Regions from separate parts of the Homo sapiens genome. Here region 2 is linked to region 1. The links are chromatin loops, found by intact Hi-C in ENCODE. Cell type or tissue: thyroid gland. All regions are shown on one strand. Links, peaks and the distances in the headings refer to the core of each region. The heading gives the core; the rest is flanking DNA.

What was found. Hi-C counts contacts between places; a loop is a spot of excess contacts. Peaks named below come from ENCODE experiments on the same cell type or tissue, not always from the same donor. Only the 100,000 strongest peaks of a DNase experiment are listed, where the experiment ranks them.
Region 2: it touches region 1 in a loop (6-fold over the local background); 101 of 110 quality-filtered maps call a loop at or near these places.

The regions. Positions count from the first base shown.
Region 1 is chr14:69,238,954-69,247,848 of GRCh38, reverse strand. EXD2 (exonuclease 3'-5' domain containing 2) reads right to left here. Exons shown (of 10, transcript NM_001193360.2): 10 at 3,831-6,965. The coding sequence ends at 6,749. All of the region lies in intron 2 of GALNT16-AS1 (GALNT16 and EXD2 antisense RNA 1), which reads left to right. Among named protein-coding and RNA genes, the nearest start is that of GALNT16, 17 kb to the left of the region's middle. RefSeq lists an enhancer at 8,503-8,895. In thyroid gland, for the core only: a CTCF peak has its summit at 5,071 (motif pointing left); a DNase peak (open chromatin) is centred at 5,098.
Region 2 is chr14:69,456,598-69,465,492 of GRCh38, reverse strand. SLC39A9 (solute carrier family 39 member 9) reads right to left here. Exons shown (of 7, transcript NM_018375.5): 7 at 3,103-7,130. The coding sequence ends at 6,900. Among named protein-coding and RNA genes, the nearest start is that of PLEKHD1, 24 kb to the left of the region's middle. RefSeq lists a silencer at 5,156-5,205. In thyroid gland, for the core only: a CTCF peak has its summit at 5,192 (motif pointing right); a DNase peak (open chromatin) is centred at 5,185.

The sequences.
Region 1 (8,895 bases), core at 277-8,276:
TGGCAGCCAAGTGCTCTGCACTTGTATAACATTTAAAAAAGAAAAACTAACCTAAGTCATCTTCTGTTCCTTTTTGTAGCCAACTTTAGTCCTGCTCATTGTGTCCAAGAACTCAGAGGCAGCCATATGTGCAACAGCTCAGGCTTACCAAACCTCCAGGGCCAAACATACATATCGTGATTAAAAAGAAACGAAGCCAGCCAACAGGGCTTTAGTTGATTCCATGGGATATAAGGAGAAATTTCAGAATTTTAGATAAAGTTAGGGTCCATCGAGGAGAGGGCAGAGAAATGTAGTTGAGCTTCCTGTTTGGCTAGCTGCCTACTTTTTCTGAAACAAACAACAAAAGGACCCCAATTTGGTAAAAGCAGGGGCTCATGTCTAGATCTAGGTGATTATTGTGGAAAGAGCTCCAAGATGAACACATTTGATACAAATCTGTGTTACACAATGAAAAGCCAATCCACTTTGGGACTGAAACTAAGCACAAGGATGGACTAGAAATTGTATTTTCTGTCAGGTCATAGGGGATGGAGATATAGAAAGAAATGTCTTCAGCAGCTTATAAAATGCAAACTTTACATTTTGCACATGTCTGTCTAGCTGATGCCCAGGCAAAGGCAAAGGCAAGCAGGACAAAGTCCAAGGCATGTCAGGGTTATACAAAACAGGCTCCGGAGATGCTTCCCTGTCTCCCTGTGAGTTCTTCATGTCTTAGCACTCATGGATGGGTAAGAACACGTTAACAGTGTGGACGCCTCCAATATTCTTGGGCTGTTACAACCCCACACACAAAACACAGAAAGAGTATTTTTACTTATTGGTTTAAGGTTTTTTTTTCAAAGTACCCAATTCAATTCTCCATTACATACATATATACATACATATATGTGTGTATATATACATATGTATATATACACACATATATACGTATATATGTATATATACGTGTGTGTGTGTATATATATATAAAATCTTAATTTCTTTATCCTTAAAATGAGAAACAGTCTTTCCCCACTCAATATCCTCCCATCTACAACACCTGGCACACTTGCCTCATTTCCCTTTTACACTTATCTCCTATTAAATCCTAGAGCACTGGCAATGTGGTTAAACATACAGATTTCCCTTCTCTCTTTCTGATTATTCAGTGGACTGGGCGATAGGGAAATGTGAGCTCCCCACACACAGACATCTCTGGTGAGACAGGTATTCTGACACCAGATGGAGAGAGCAGGCTTCTCCCTAGTCAATGAGGCCATGGTGTGGCATCCTGCTTCCCTCATTACCCTTCTTTCCATGCAGTCTCCATTCCCAGCGCTGGGGGTGGGACGAGAGTGTGCAACAAAGCAGAAAGTACACAGTACTCAAGGGAAAGGGCCACATAAGGAAACAGTGGGGTGGATTACAGAATGCTACAGCTAGGAGGGCCCTTACAGCACATCTAATTCAAACCTCTATAGATACAGAAAGGAGCCCAGAAAAGTGATCTGTCCAAAGGCACACAGCTGGTGGCTGGAACCAGAACCTCAGTCACCAGCACACTTTTTTTTGATCCTCCAATACATGACAGAACTAGGTATAGGAAAGAGCAAAATTTAAAGTTCAGTTCATGAACAAGCCCCCAGCCTACCCCATCCCCACTAAACAAACATACCTCCTTTAAAATTATCCATGTTTCAGTCTCATTCCTTTTCAGCCCCCTGTAGCTGACTAAGCTCAAAATTCTGTTTCTTACCCAGGACTTAATAGATACCCTGGTGGCCTGAGTGGCCAGAATCTCAACTCCGCCCTGGCGTGCTGCAGCCTGAGAAGGGAGATCTTTAGGAAGCAGAAGTAGGGGCCGGGTGCGATGGCTCACGCCTGTAATCCCAGCACTTTGGGAGGCTGAGGCGGGCGGATCACCTAAGGTCAGGAGTTCGAGACCAGCCTGACCAACATGGTGAAACCACGTCTCTACTAAAAATACAAGAATTAGCCAGGTGCGGTGGTGCACGCCTGTAACCCCAGCTACTTGGGAGGCTGAAGCAGGAGACTCGCTTAAATCCAGGAGGCAGAGTTTGCAGGGAGCCAAGATTGCATCACTGCACTCCAGCCTGGATGACATGAGCAAAACTCTGTCTCAAAAAAAAAAAAAAAACAAAAAAAAAAGCAGCAGCAGCAGAAGCAGATTCTAAGTAGCCATTTCAACTCAGGAATTTTCTGAACCCAAACATCATGCTTATAATAATGCTGCCTGTAAACTCGGCAGCTTTTGAAGCTTATGCTGGGAGAAAGGCAACAGGCTACCCATCCAGCAAGAGAGAAAAATTCAAGAATAACAAATAGCAAAAAGCAAATGCTTTGAGTTCAGTCTGGAGGGTATGACATTATCTCCATTCAGTCACAACACAAAATGACCTTTGAGGCAGCCTGCACCACATCAGAAGGGGGTACAACCCAGGATGCATGAACTAGGTCCTTTGACAACTCTGTTCCTCTGCAAAGGCAGTTCTTGATTATCTCTCAAATGATTAACCATTTGGTCCAGTTACCCAGTTTCTAGGGGCCTTCAACCAGAGTTGGCCACAGATAAAGCTGGTTAAAAAAAAAATGGTCTAATGTACTTCCCACCTTTCTAAATAACATGCTAGCATTTAAGCAAGGCCTTGCTTCCTCAAGCAAAGGGAGTGACTAATACGTCTCCTAGCAGGCTGGTGGAATCGGTACTTTTGAACACATGGGCTGTGTGGCTGCACGTCATCCCTACTCCATTGCCTGATGCAAAACTACTCCAGGACTGGGACAGGCAGAAGGTGCTGGGCTCTTGCACAAGGGGTATCTTGGTGAATGCCTGAAAATTATACCTGAATTCCAAAACAAAAGTATTTGGGGGACTGAGCACAGTGGCTCATACCTGTAATCCCAGTACTTTGGGAGCTAAGGTGAGAGGACGGCTTGAGGCCAGGAGTTTGAGACCAGCTTGTGCAACAAAGCATGACTCTATCTCTACAAAAAAATTAAAAAATTAGCCAGGCATGGTGCCACAAGGCTGTAGTCCCAGCTACTTGGGAAGCTGAGATGGGAGGATTGCCTGAGCCCTGGAGGTTGAAGCAGCAGTGAGCCATGACTGCACCACTGCACTCCAGTCTGGAGTGAGACCATGTCAAAAAAAAAAAAAAAAAAAAAGTACTGGGGAGATTATGTATTATTTTTATGTTATTCATATCAATCAACAGTTAATCAAAACAAGAATCATTCTTATACCCTCTTTTAGTTTATCTCTTCCAACAGAAACTGATTCTCAGTGTATCCCTAAGGGGATTAGGTACTCTCAAAAAATAACCATCTTATAATAGGAAACATAAAAGACCAGAAAGAAAGATCCATTTAAAATACATAATAATTAGTAAACTAGCAAACTGAGAAAATATCTCCTTTAAAAGAAAAAATGATACTTCTTATAAGGCTGAGACATAAGGAAGGGGAAAAAAAGGAAGAAAGGATAAATAAATGAATGAAAAATTGAGAGGCAGGGTAAACTAAGAACTTAACTTACAGTCAAATGTTAGGGCCCCAAACTAATAGGCGAATAGGAAGGTGAACAAAACCTCTTTCTGCCTGCTGGATTCTTAAGAGTCTAAAATGCATGATTAAAATGGCTTTATTTCAACAGAACACATTTTGTCATCTGATCTCTATCCGTGACATGGATAAGAATAAGTAACTTATGGCTGTGCTCTTAAGCGTAAGCCGTAACAAATCCCTGAATATTGTGCCTCATTCACTTTGGGATGGCAAATCACTAATTGTTTGTGTAGCAGGGAAAAAACATCTGCCTACAGCCTATATTTTAAAATTTAAAATTTTATTTTTTTACCTTTTTTTTACATTTTTATTTTAAAATAAACAGTGTTTCCAAAAAACATTGACTACAAGGGGGAAATGAGGCAATAAGGTTGGAAGAAGGGAAGGACTCAAGAAGAAATGCTGAACCTGCAAACACAATGATCAGGGAGCATGCAGAGAGGCCCTTGCTGTGACACTGTCCTCTCACTGCTACTCCTATGAAGCCCAGTGACTATGCTGGGACACTGGAGCTAAAGGGTCAAAGAGAAGCATTTCATTCCTAAAAGGTGATGTCAATTTGTACTTAGCCCCAGCAATGTGAATCCCCCTCTTCACAGTCCAATTCTAAGATTCCATTCTTAAGAAATTACCAAAGATAGAGCCAAAGAGATATATACAAGAAACTTTATCACATCATCATTGATAATAAAAGTATCTGAAACAACCAAAATTTTCAACAGTGTGGGGATGGATAAGGTAGAACCACTAGAAATCTATTTTCAAAGATTTAAAAACATAGGAAGTTACTCGTGATACCATGTTAATCAGTGAGAGGGTAAAGTTAGGATACCAACCTGTATCTATGTATGACCTTCAATTTTGTGTAAATATACACCTTATATGCACTTTTTAATACTGAAAGGAAATTCATAAACATATCAGCAAAGTTTAGCTCTGTTTTAGATGGAGAGAAGATGGCTAATTTTTATTCTTTGTTTAGATTCTTCTGTAATGAGCATTGTTACTTTTATATCAGAAAAATAGACATTTGCCATAAAATAAGTCTACCCTCAAATCTCTGATTTAAGACGACAATTGTCAGTCTTAGGAAAAGCCTGCTAAAGTTCAAAGCAGACTCAAAGAAAAAAGATTCAAATCTACACAGTGACTCTCTCCTGAAAAGGATGAGAAATCTTGTGTGACGCAGTCTGGCTTTTTCCTCTACTTTGCTGCTGGCTCTATTTTACTGCGCCTCACAGAAAGCTCCATGGGAAAACCCTTTCCCTAGCACCTTAAATGACCTTAAGTGTTTCTCACCTCTTGGCATGAGGATTAGAAGGAAAGAAAATGAAACAGCCCTACTCCCTTGTTTCAAAGGAAAAATTTTTCTTGCAAAGCTATCAAAATGACTTAAAATCAGCTATGCAAAATTTGAAACATAAGTCATGAGTTACGTTCAGTAACCAGTTGCTTTTTTCTCAAGAATGAATATAAAAACAAATCTATGAGTGCCCTCTTGTGGCAAGCCTGACTATTACCACAACCCAAGTACCAGCCTCTCCCTGTCTATTTCCACGGCTCTCCTCCACTCCTGGGCTCCGCATAACACAGCCAGGAGGCAGAGACCCCATAATAACCCACTACAGTGAATGCACATTCCTCAAAGTGGCTGGTACTATTTGTTTTCAAGGATTTCTAGTTTAGATCCCAGAAATGCCTGCCTGAAGACAAGTGGGAATGAAGGGTCAGAAGAGCAAGATGCAGGATGTGCACGTGGGTTCATGGGCTGCTACTGATGGCCGATGGTGACTGTGTCTGGTATATCCATGCACACATACCATGGCACTGCCAGGAGGCAGGGACCTGTAGGATAAATAGCCCCTCCCCTAGGAATGCCAGTTTTATAAAGTCGCGAAGTTTTACATTTACATCCAGTGAGCCTTGTGCTTACAAGTAGTTTTATTATTAATTTTAGAGTAAACATCACCAACTTGGGCACAATTCCAAAATAGAGCTCTTGTTGGATTCTGGTCATAAAATTCTTTTTTAAGCTTGTTAAGATCTTATAAAATAAGAAAGTTTTCCCAATACTTTAGAAAAATTACTAATCATTAATAAGTCGATTTTATACTCAAAGTAATGGCCTAACATTTTGAAAGATGAAACAACGCTCCTCTTTTGAACATCTAATGTATTAAGTAAGCTCAGTGTCCCAGGCTTCAGAGGAGACAGAGAAGTCCTCATATTGCAACCTGACCAGATGACTCTGGGAGTGAATTAAATGCTTAAAAGAGGTCAGTCTTGCAAATTCGATGAAGCACAGAATACAGGGGAACTGATACTGATTCTGATAAAAGATAACATTACTCTCAGAAAGGGGTGAAGCTAAAAATCTTGCAGTTCTGGGGCAGGAGGAGTGCAACAAGCAGGCAACAAACAGCATGAAAGGAAAAGCTGAGTGAATTTCAAAGTTCTATTGGGAGATGGAGTTTGTGGTTCTTTCTGCCCCACCCAGGTCAAAGGCTCATGTCCAGAAAAGGATTTCTCCCAGTGATAGGGTGGAAGTGTGTGGCAGGAAGTTGCTGTTTGGTCCTGGAAGTGTAAAGGAAAGCCTTTTCAAGTACGTGAAGTAGACTGAAGTGACCCAGATGGGATGGATCCCAACCACATGAGTTACGGGAGAGCATGAAGCCAAAGAAATGATAATTATGAAGTTGAATTGGGAAAATAAATTTGACTCCTTGTTCACTTCTCCAGCCTTTGGAAGAACTTTTTCTCCCCTCCTAACAGGACCGATATACTGGACAGCCCCTGTTAGAGATAAACCGAGGCACTAGACAAGGAAGAAATGCATTAAAAACATTTTTTTTAAGTCTTGACAAGTCACTTCTGGGAGAATTCTTCATTTTTCCTCTGCACAGGGACAGCAGAAGAGGGAGAGTAAAAATAAAGGCGAAGGCCTCTCTTGTCCACAAAAATGAGAGGAAAAAAGACCCTGCCCGTTTAAAATCCAAAACCATAAACTCTCCTTCAAACAATATCTTTGCTCCAGCAGAAGCATCCTGGGATTAGTCTAGGTTAGTATTCTGAGTTGTGTCACACAGGCTTTGACAATTAATGATGTACTAAAATGGGAAGAGGTGACTCTTCAACCTTGGCTCCAGCTTCCCACTTGTCCTAACTGGGAGGAAAGCAGCTATCAAGACAGCTGGATGGGAAGATCTTCCCCGAATTTCCGGAGCAGCTTCTGATGGTTGTGGTCCACTGACCACTGCTGGGGCAGGTGCTTGGGCTGCATGGAGTCCAGGAAGTGCTGACGCCAGCGGCTCTCCAGCTGCATGAGGGAGCGCAGGCCACCCTGGCTGTGACACTGCACCACCTTCAGCCCGTGAGGAACATAGTTTTCATTGGAGATTCTGCCAAAACATGAAAAACAAAGTGTCTGAGGGAAACAAGCGCAGGATGGCCTCACAGACAGCTTCAAATGCTGCGCGCCAAGGGTAACTGGGGAGGTTGAAGGACTCCTAAAGGGTTAGTTACTTTGGTGTTTTCGAAACATCCTCTTTCTTATCTCTGCCCTTTTTATAGTCTGAACATACGACTCGCAATCCCAACAGAAGGTATTTGAGGGTTCTGAGCTCTACTGACAGGAAGGCCACTTCATAATGTTCAGCTCCCACGAGAGGGGCACTACCATCCAGCTGATAATGGATGAAGAATGCTGGTCTTCCATTTCTTCCAGGATTACCCAGTGACCAGTTCACCCCTCTTTTAAGTTGTTCATTCTGGGACACAGTATTTATATGAGGCTGTTAAATCGGCCCGCATGTTACACTTTTTCACAACACAATTTAATAACTGAATGTCAAATGCAAGGTAGCATATTTCTTTAGAGCCTTTTTTCTCACAAAAAGATGCCAAGCCACAGTGGTGAGAAGTGTTTCGGTCACAGTGAAATGCTTCCATGGTTGCTCAGTTGTGCAAATGGTGCCATTAAATGAGAAGATGAATGCCTCCCTCCTTCCTAACTAAGCAGAGTCCTTAAAAAACTGCTCCGATGCTGTGTGAATGGTGCTTTCACCTCCTGTGAATAAAGATGACCTTCCTCAAGGAAGCACCCTGCCCACACACACTCTCCTCTCCCTACATCCATACCCCATGTTCAATCCTCCCTCCCAAGACACCCGCCACCCCAGCAGTGTTGGCGTCTCTGGGTATCTGCAGACACTTTATTATTAATATTTAGCTCATGCGCTTCCCACTAACTTGCCTGTCTCCAAACAACTGTTCTTCTCAGTCACAAGTCCAGCATTCATCTACCCAATTCAGCAAGATGAATTTGTTAGAAAAGTCTGTGGCCGAAAGGGGAGGTTTAGCTGCTTTAGAAAACATATTGGCAGCTGGGCGTGGTGGCTCATGCCTGTAATCCCAGCACTTTGGGAGGCCAAAGCAGGAGGATCACTTGAGGTCAGGAGTTCGAGACCAGCCTGACCAACGAGGTGAAACCCTGCCTCTACTAAAAATACAAAAATTAGCCGTGTGTGGTGGCACACACTTGTAATCCCAGCTACTTACAAAACAACATCTATTCTACAACCTCACAAAATAGTTATGGGGATAAAATTCTATAATTCTTTTAAAACCCTGAAAGATTTTTTAAATTTAAGATATAGTAGCAGTTAACCAGTAAGAAATCTAAATCCTACTTTGTCGGGTTGTCATGAGAAACAATTAAGGCAATTTATGTGAAGTTTATTAGCTGGTTTGCTGCAAGATATAGTATATCTATAAATAACTGTTCAATAAATATTTGCAGTATCTGTAATGGATCAGTAGTAATGGATAAGAGTAAAAAAATTTTTGTTTTCTAAAAAAATTAAATATTTGCTTATAATTGGAGTTACTTTTTTATTTTTCAGTTAACAAAAACCAGCATCACGCTCAAGGTTTTGTGAACTTATCAGTTCCCTTATTTCAACTCCTGGTCCTGTTGGAAAAAGTGACAGTTGGGAGGCAGAACTGCGCATGGTAGCCCAGAGCTCTTACCATCTGAGCCACGTGCCCATTCATTTCTCATTTCAGAATACTGCATTGTGTCACAAGAATTCAACTATGTACTCATGGAGAAGGAGGGAGAAAGCAAGGAAGGAAAAAAGAGAAAAGTAATTTACATAGTAACAGCAATTCTGCTCAACATTCCATTCAGTGAGCCGATACCCTGGAGTGCAGGTGAGATAGGAACCATGAATTCATTAGTCACAGTTCTCACAGACCTGTATAAAGTCGGAGACACAAAACCACACATAGAATTGGCCCTCCATCTTTGTGGGTTCTGCATCTGTGGAT
Region 2 (8,895 bases), core at 629-8,628, 220 kb before region 1:
TTTTTTTTTTTCCAGACAGAGTCTTGTTCTGTTGCCCAGGCTAGAGTGCAGTGGTGCGATCTCAGCTCACTGCAACCTCTGCCTCCTGGGCTCAAGCAATTCTCATGCCTCAGCCACCCGAGTAGCTGGGATTACAGGTATGCACCACCACGCCTGGCTAATTTTTGTATTTTTAGTAGAGACAGAGTTTTGCCATGTTGGCCAAGCTGGTCTTGAACTCCTGGCCTCAAGTGATCCCAAAGTACTGGGATTACAGGCGTGAGCCACCACGCCTGGCCAGGTTTCACCTTTAAGTGTCCAGCTCTGACCATCTGTGTAGTAAAGAATTAGGCGGCCTTTGTCTTTGGTTTCTGGGAAGTAACCTCTAATTCTCTGGAATTTCCTGAGTGATAGGAGTATTCATTATTCACGGTGGACTCCTGGGATCCCACTTGATAGTTTCTGCTAACACAGTGACTCACGGAAGACCCCTGGATAGTTTATGTTTGCAAGATGACTCAGGCTGGGAGCTGGCCACCCGGAAAAGCCAACCATGTAGTTAGAGTTGGGGCTTTGAGTCATGTGATACCAGTCCAACCTCCAGGAAGGAAAAGGGGGCTAGAGATTGAGTTCAACCACATAGCCAATGATTCAATCATACCTAAATAACGAAGCCTCAATAAAAACTCCGGATACCAAAACTCAGGAGAACGTCCCTGGTCAGAGTATTTTCATGCTTCAATGCTGGGAGGGCAATGTGTCCCTGAGAATGAGGGAAGCTTCACATTTGGGACTCTCTCAGACTTTGCCCCAGGCACCTCTTCTTCTGTTTCTGGTCTGTCCTTTTTGCTATAATAGAACTGCAATCATAACATAGTTTTTTCTGGAGTTCTGTGAGTTGTTTTAGCAAATTACTGACCAGAGAGTGGCTGTGGGAAACTCCAAATTTGCAGCCAGCTAGTCAGAAGAAAGGATGACCTGGTAATTCCTGAACTTGCTGCTGGTGTCTGGAGAGCAGTTTTGTGGAGGAATGTGCCCTTAATGTTGAGTTCCCATTTTTTAAGTGTACAATTCAATAGCTTTTGGTAGGTTCACAGAATTGTGCAGCTGTCATCCCCAACATGTTTTTTGAACTTTCAAATTTCTGATCTGGTTCAATCAAAAAGGAACCTCCAATCCAGGTTAATCACTGGAATTGATTATTTCATCTCTTCAGACTCTCTTAATTTAGAACAGAATTCTTCCTTTTTTTTAAGTGAATTTTTTGAGACAGAGTCTTGCTCTGTTGCCCAGGCTGGAGTGAAATGGCGTGATCACAGTTCACTGCAGCCTTGACCTCCTGGGGTCAAGCAATCCTCCCACCTCAGCTTCCCAAGTAGCTGGGACCACAGGTGCATGTCACTATATCCAGCTTTTTTTTTTTTTTTTTTTTTTGAGACAGAGTCTCGCTCTGTCACCCAGGCTGGAGTGCAGCGGCGTGATCTCGGTTCACTGCAAACTCTGCCTCCCGGGTTCGCGACATTCTCCTGCCTCAGTCTCCCGAGCAGCTGGGACTACAGGCGCCCGCCACCACGCCCAGCTAATTTTTTGTATTTTTAGTAGAGACGGGGTTTCACCATATTAGCCAGGATGGTCTCAATCTCCTGACCTCGCGACCCACCCACCTCGGCCTCCCAAAGTGCTGGGATTACAGGCGTGAGCCACCGTGCCTGGCCCCAGCTAATTTTTTTTTTTTAATTTTTTGTAGAGATGGGGGTCTCACTGTGTTGCCCAAGCTGGTCTCAAACTCCTGGGCTCAAGCAATCCTCCCACCTCAGCCACTCAAAGTGGCTGAGATTACAGACATGAACCATCACACCTGGTGACACTGACTTTTAAAGACTTTTTATTGAGCTATGACATAAGGTAAAAAGCACAAATCATGTGTACTGCTTTTTCACCTGCTATAACCCTGTAACCAGCACCTAGATTAAAAAACAGATCAGGCCGGGCGTGGTGGCTCTCGCCTGTAATCCCAGCACTTTGGGAGGCTGAGGAGGGCGGATCATGAGGTCAGGAGATCAAGATCATCCTGGCTAACACAATGAAACCCCGTCTCTACTAAAAATACAAAAAATTAGCTGGGCGTGGTGGTGGGCACCTGTAGTCCCAGCTACTCGGGAGGCTGAGGCAGAAGAATGGCGTGAACCTGGGAGGTGGAGCTTGCAGTGAGCTGAGATCACACCACTGCACTCCAGCCTGGGCTACAGAGCAAGACTCTGTCTCAAAAAACAAACAAACAAAAAACAGATCATGTGAGCAGGAAAAAATAAAATAAAAATGACACCAAACAGAAAAGGATTGGTGGCTATTTTGGCTAAGCCCAGGTGTGTGTGTGTTTTGATCTCAGGGAAGCCTCCCGAGTAGCTGGGATTTACAGGTACCCCCCTACCACACCTGGCTAATTTTTCTATTTTGAGTAGAGACGGGGTTTCACCATGTTGGCCAGGGTGGTCTCGAACTCCTGACCTCAGGTGATCTACCCACTTCGGCCTCCCAAAGTGCTGGGATTACAAGCGTGAGCCACCATGCCTGCCCTGAGCACAATCTTTGTAACTAGCTATACATGTAACTATACATATAGAAAACCAGCACAAAGTGGGCCAGTAGTATTTAATGAAATCTAATGACTAACCATAAGTCCACAGAGGGAGAAAAACATTTATCAAATTCACACGTCACGTTTCTAATCAAATCTCTTTAATTTCCAGGGTCAGTTGTTCATAGCATCTATCTACTCATATAACAACTCTGCCCTATGAAATGAATCCACTGTGGTTTGGATCTGTTGCCTCTTTCTCTTTTCTGAGAGTAGAGAGAGCTACCTTCGTAAATAATATTTGCTAACAACAGCAAGGCAAAAACAATTATCAATGCATTTGTGTCTTTCAGGGCAGATTGGTCTATCAAGTCCTTAATTTCCCCTCTCTCCTTTCTCCCTCCCTTCCCTAAAGGATGTGCCTGTGGTAGGTACATCTTTCTACCATCCATCACAACTTTTCATTCTCTTTTCTGATGTTCAAATACAGGTCAATTCTGGTCATCAAACAAACTGCCAAAAGGATAAGTAATGAGCCACTCAGATTAAGGTATGCACTAATAAAAATTTAATATCAGAAAACAGCATTTTTTTAACCATTCACAATTAAAGTGGAAAGAGACAAAATTATAAGGCAGCCATCCATGGAATGATTTCATGTTTACAAGGGATCCAGAAAAAGGGACATTTAAAATCACTGTTCCAGCTATTGAACCAGGGGAACTGCAGTCTTATCCCATGAGACTTCTAACTTGCTGGAAGATGCCACAAGAAAAAAAGATCAAAGCCAATCTCCTTGTGTTAAGCCACTGGGTTAGGCTGAGTATATCTAGAGAATTCCTAAATGGTTGTCTAGTTCTTTCCCACAAGTTACACATTTCCTTCAGGCCTCCTGAGGTGAATCTAGATGTCTCAGGTACAAAGAGGTTTTAATTTCACAGCATCTCCAACAGTGCACTTTGGGTGATGTGGACCATTCTGTATTGAGCAGAAATTTTCTAATGGAAGGAAGGTTCCTCTGCAGAACAACTACAGAGGATTTTCACTTAACACTGCAGCAGTTCTGGATGAATCTGGTCATGATTCTCAGTCTCCCAAGGGGCTCAGGGGCCCACAAGGCAGGAACATCCTTTGGGGGTTTGTGCTGCTGTCATACGGTTCCTGTGTTCAGTCCCTAGCTACCATGTGTTTCAGGGGCTTAATACACTCCGATGCTGGTGTGTCCTCTTAGTTCTAATCCTTGAAAAAGAGAAAAACCAGGCAGTGACACTTAGAAGTAGGCTGGTAAAAAAAAAACACAATCACATTTTCTCCTTTCTGCAAAGAAAGGACAACTCAAAACAGCCACTCCCTTTCTTTTCTCTAATGATTCAAAATACCAGAACAGGGCTCACTTGGCTGTTTTGAATTGGGAAAGAAAGAGGTGAAAGCGGGGAGAAAGAGAAAACACATAACCTCTAGGTAGGTAGTACTGTTTCCAACTGTCTACGTTCCAGTGCAGAATCTTTGCTAAAAAAAAATTTGGCAATAGTGTGCACAGGAAAACTGAATCAAACCTGGAACATCACTGCTTTCTTGAAATGGAACTGACAAGCAATTAACTGGAGAATAAGTGAGGGGAATGGAGCAGTAGTATTCTTTAACTTAATTTGCCATTTAAGAGAGCACTTGGAATCTGAAGAAAGTCTATCCCTACCAAGGAAACGGAGTCAAATTGCAATTAAGATTAACTTTGGTTATATGGAAGCAAGAATCATGCTTCTCATCATCAATTGCGTCTCTTTGGTAGCCAATAATTCCATCTGTAATCATGGCAGCAACTTAAGTATTGCCAATGTTTTCAAATGTGTTACAGCATTAAGGCATCCACATCTAAAGAGGCAGTTTTAAACAAGAGGAAAACGGAACTGAAATGTGCCAAGAAGTGAACACGGACATGGCCTCTCCTGGAATACTGCCCACCATGCCAGCAAGCTCTTCCTCCAGTCAAGAAGGCCTGTGCCACGCTGCTTGGTTCCCTGCTGCCTGAAGATGCATTTGAGCCCTATGAGATTAGTATGGCTATTTCTGTCTGCTGACCAGGAGAGAAATGAGTAGTTCTCGAGGCAGCAGCTTTAAAATCTGGGAAAGCCCATACATAGCTTCTGAGAGCTAAGAGGGCCCTGAAAGGTTTGCTTGTTAATAGTGAGGTCCAGAGGGGAAGGCAAATTTGGAAGTCAGATGGTTCAATCCTTGCCGGAGTTCAAGGCTCCATCCAGCAAGATATACTAGCCAAACTTTTAAGCATGATGGCAAGGCACTGCTGAAAGAGGCTTTGGCCAGTAGAACAAATTACCATTGCACACAACAATATGATAGAAAGCACTACTGTCCAAACCAAACCAGACACTACAATCTGCTATTTATTTGACAAAGTCAGTTTCCAGAGAGAATCTAGGCAACCATATAGTTTTGAAGGACTAGATGAAACCTCAAGTCTCACACCAGTCAGCTGTTAACATCCAATCAAGGAAGTCATTTGGACTTTCCATACTATACCTTCTCTTGGTAGTAAAATTGTATGCAATTGTTGCCAATGACTACATACAACTGTATCCTATTTGTGCTACTTTCCTCACTGTGGCCAGCAGAGGGCTCACAAGCTTTATTTCCACAGCTGCTGATCCAGTGACAAATTCATGAAGGAAATAAATCATAGGCATGCTAGCTTATGCGTCATAGAAAACGTTTTTACAAACTACTACGTCCACTGCCCTGAAGAAACTAGTCTTGGTTCCCCCTTAGTGTAATGTGTTTTGAAATGGTATAGAAAGTAAAAATAAATTAATAATACAATATTATACACTTATTTGACAAGACAGGGTTTACAAAAATTTTGGCAAATATGAAAAAAAAATTATCCTAGTCTGTTAAACACTTTTGCTATCTCAATTGTTTAAATTACCAGATTAGTGATTGTGTCAATTTACACATGAGGAGGTGGTATTTTAAGGGCTCAACAAAGCGGCATTTGACACAAAGGTAATTTCTTTGAAGGGGGATAAAGAATAAAGATATTATTATCTTCATTATTACAGTTCGAGAAGTGGTTGTCCTGATAAGAATTCATCCCACACAAATATTAACACCAGCAGTAAGCAGCAAATTGTGGCGAGGAGAGGCTAGAGGGAAAAGTTAGAAGAAAAGCAAAGAAAAGACGAAGAGACAAGAGACATGATTCCAATAAGCTTTAAATCAATAGGCAAACACTTCTCATTTATGATCCATCTTGCTACAGGTGGTTATGTGAGAAGACACAGTGTCGCCAAAGCTGACCTAGTATTTAGGTCCCTAGAGGGATTGCTGATCTGCTAAGAGAAATAATTAAAAAAAAAAAAAACAAAAAAAAAGGACAACCATACATTTTGGTAGTCTTTTAAAAAAAGCTACTACAAAGATATCAATAACCATCCAAAAATCACTTAAAATTTAATATCCCTTAATTTCCAAAGACACTTTGTGATCTGACTGTTCTTGAAGGAAAGCCTAGAACTGAAACTACTAGAACTTGGCTCCTCTCTAGGAATGTGGAGACAGGTATTCTGCAAAGGAGAACTTGACAAGGAATGCTACAAAATACCAGTCACCTCTTTAGAAGCTCCTCCCACCTCTCCTGCTCCATTTGATGGAATGGCAGGCTGGATTCAGAGAGGCACGTGCCAAAGGAGCTGTTTAAATCCCTCTAGACATCCCTTTTCAATGGATATCTCTTTTGAGTATAAAGAGAGCTTTCAATGTGTCTTGCTATCATTTTCCTGACCCTAATCCCAGATTAACTAGAATCACCTTTAGCATCTAAGTGAGTGGGTGCTATGACCTTCCATCAACGCATGTGGCATAGATGCTAAAGCACCAGTCTTACATGGTGGGAACCATGTTAAAAATCAATGGATAAAGTAGCAGAGCCTCTAAACTAAGAAGAAAGAGACATAGCTTAATTACAGAACACTGTATTTTCATAATCACTATTTCATTGTGAGTATGAAGTTCTCCTCTTTTCCTTAAAACTAAATTCCATCTTCCCTGAGAATAGGGTTAAGAGAAATATTAAAACGCAAAATGTCAAGGGCCTTTTAAAAGATAACACAATGGGATGTCTATAGCTAACTGCAACGTAAATGTGTTTCTACTCTAAAAGCTTTTCCATTACTCAGGTTTTAACCTCACCTCCCCTCTGGACTCTAGGAATACATGTAGAGATGCGCAAGGTGAGACAAGAGACTGAGGAAGTGAGTAGCTGTCACGTGCCGGCTGTTCTCACTGGATGGCAAACGGCCCTGGACCAAGGCTGGACCTTGAACATTTAATGCTGGTGTCCTACTGACAGGATGAGAGGGATGAGGCAACCCAGAACCAGGGCTGCCACTTCCAGGCGGCTGAGGCCTCTCCCTCCCGTGGCATCGGGCTTGTGGCTGTGCCCTATTCCGCCCACCTCAGGGAGGACATGTACTGTGGCAACATAAAGAAATGTCCCGGCAGAGAAAAGCATGGCCACTCCCGTGGCGTTCACCTCTGAAAGGGCTTCTTTACTGCTCTGTGAATTAGAAGAGAGAAAGAGGAAAAACTAAGTCAAGTAAAATTCAGGGTCAGGAAGAAGTCCCAGTTAAAAAACACTCACTGTTCTTAACTGGTGCTGTCTAGGACACTGGGGACATCTAGAGAACACAGCAACTTTAAGTTATTCATGGGAAGCTTCCAAATAAGGGTTTAAGAATATCAGTGATGTACGCAATTGATTTTTTAAAAAATTTATTGTAAATCAACAATTTATAATTATATATATTTATAGGGTATAAAGTGACATTATGATTCATGAATAAAATGTGGACTAATTAAATAAAACTAACATCTGTCATCTCAAATATTTATCATATTTTGTGGTGAGAACATCTGAAATTTACTCTTAGCAATTTTGATATGTACCACACACTATTATTAAACTATATTCACCACAGTTCCATCATTCTGTCCATCCATTCATTGACTGTATCTGTCTTTAGAGATGAGGTCTCGCTATGTTGCCCAGGCTGGAGTTGAGTGGCTATTCACAGGCACAATCATAACACACTACAGCCTGGAACTCCTGGGCTCAAGCAATCCTCCTGTCTCAGCTTCCCAAGTAGCTGGGACTACAGGTATGCGCCACTGCTCCTGGTTCACAATTGCTTTTTAAAACGAACTTTAAGTGCTGGTTCAACAGGTTTGGCTTGTATTATTCTTGAGATAGAATCAACAATATATTATTGCAGATATTAAATTTCAGACATAAATTTATTTATTCTACTAATATTTAACAAGCATCATCTATGCACCAGGCTCTGGGCCAGGTGCTTGAGATACAGTGGTAATCAAGATGCAGTAGTTGACCTCATAGAGCCTAGAAATATCTCTTAAGCAGCCGGGCGTGGTGGCTCATGCCTGTAATCCCAGCACTTTGGGAGGCCAAGGTGGGCGGATCACGAGGTCAGGAGTTCGAGACCAGCCTGGCCAACATGGTGAAACCCTGTCTCTACTAAAAATACAAAAATTAGCCGGGCATGGTGGCGGGCGCCTGTAATCCCAGCTACTCCGGAAGCTGGGGCAGGAGAATCGTCTGAACCTGGGAGGCAGAGGTTGCAGTGAGCCAAGATTGCGCCATTGTACTCCAGCCTGGGTGACAGGCAAGATTCCATCTCAAAGGAAAAAAAAAATGTGTGTGTGTGTGTGTGTGTGTATATATATGTATATCTCATAAGCTAATCTTTATAAAACTAATTTCAACCTTTTCTGTTAAAAAAGTAGACCTATGGACTAAGACAACTAATTAAAATTTTAAGAAAAGGACATCCCATAGATGCAGCAAGTAACTCCATGTCTCCAGAATTATCAGCACCTTCCTGTCAAAAGGTTAAAAAACTGACACTGATTACTGAAGTGATAGAGTAATCTGTTAAAGGGAACAACATACTGCTCACTGAAAGAAGAGAAGGCTCTTCAGGTAAATGGAAAGGGTTTTTATAACACACTCTTAGCATCTAAGATCAACAAACCCTTGCTTAACAGGAACTTAGCCATTCTTTATCTCATTTTTCACATGTTCCTATTAATATGGGTTTTACTGCCAAATACTGAATTGACTGATGCTCAGAAGAATCAATGACCTTTAGAGAGGGTGTTGGGGAAAGCAGTTCCCATCAACTAGCCCTGAGTCAGTTTGCTTCTAAGATTTTCCTCCAGTTGCCTGCCAGTTGACATCTGGGTAAAATGCGGAGGGTTGTTGCTCAGAGCTACAGACAGGATTATAAGGCATGGGAAGGTCC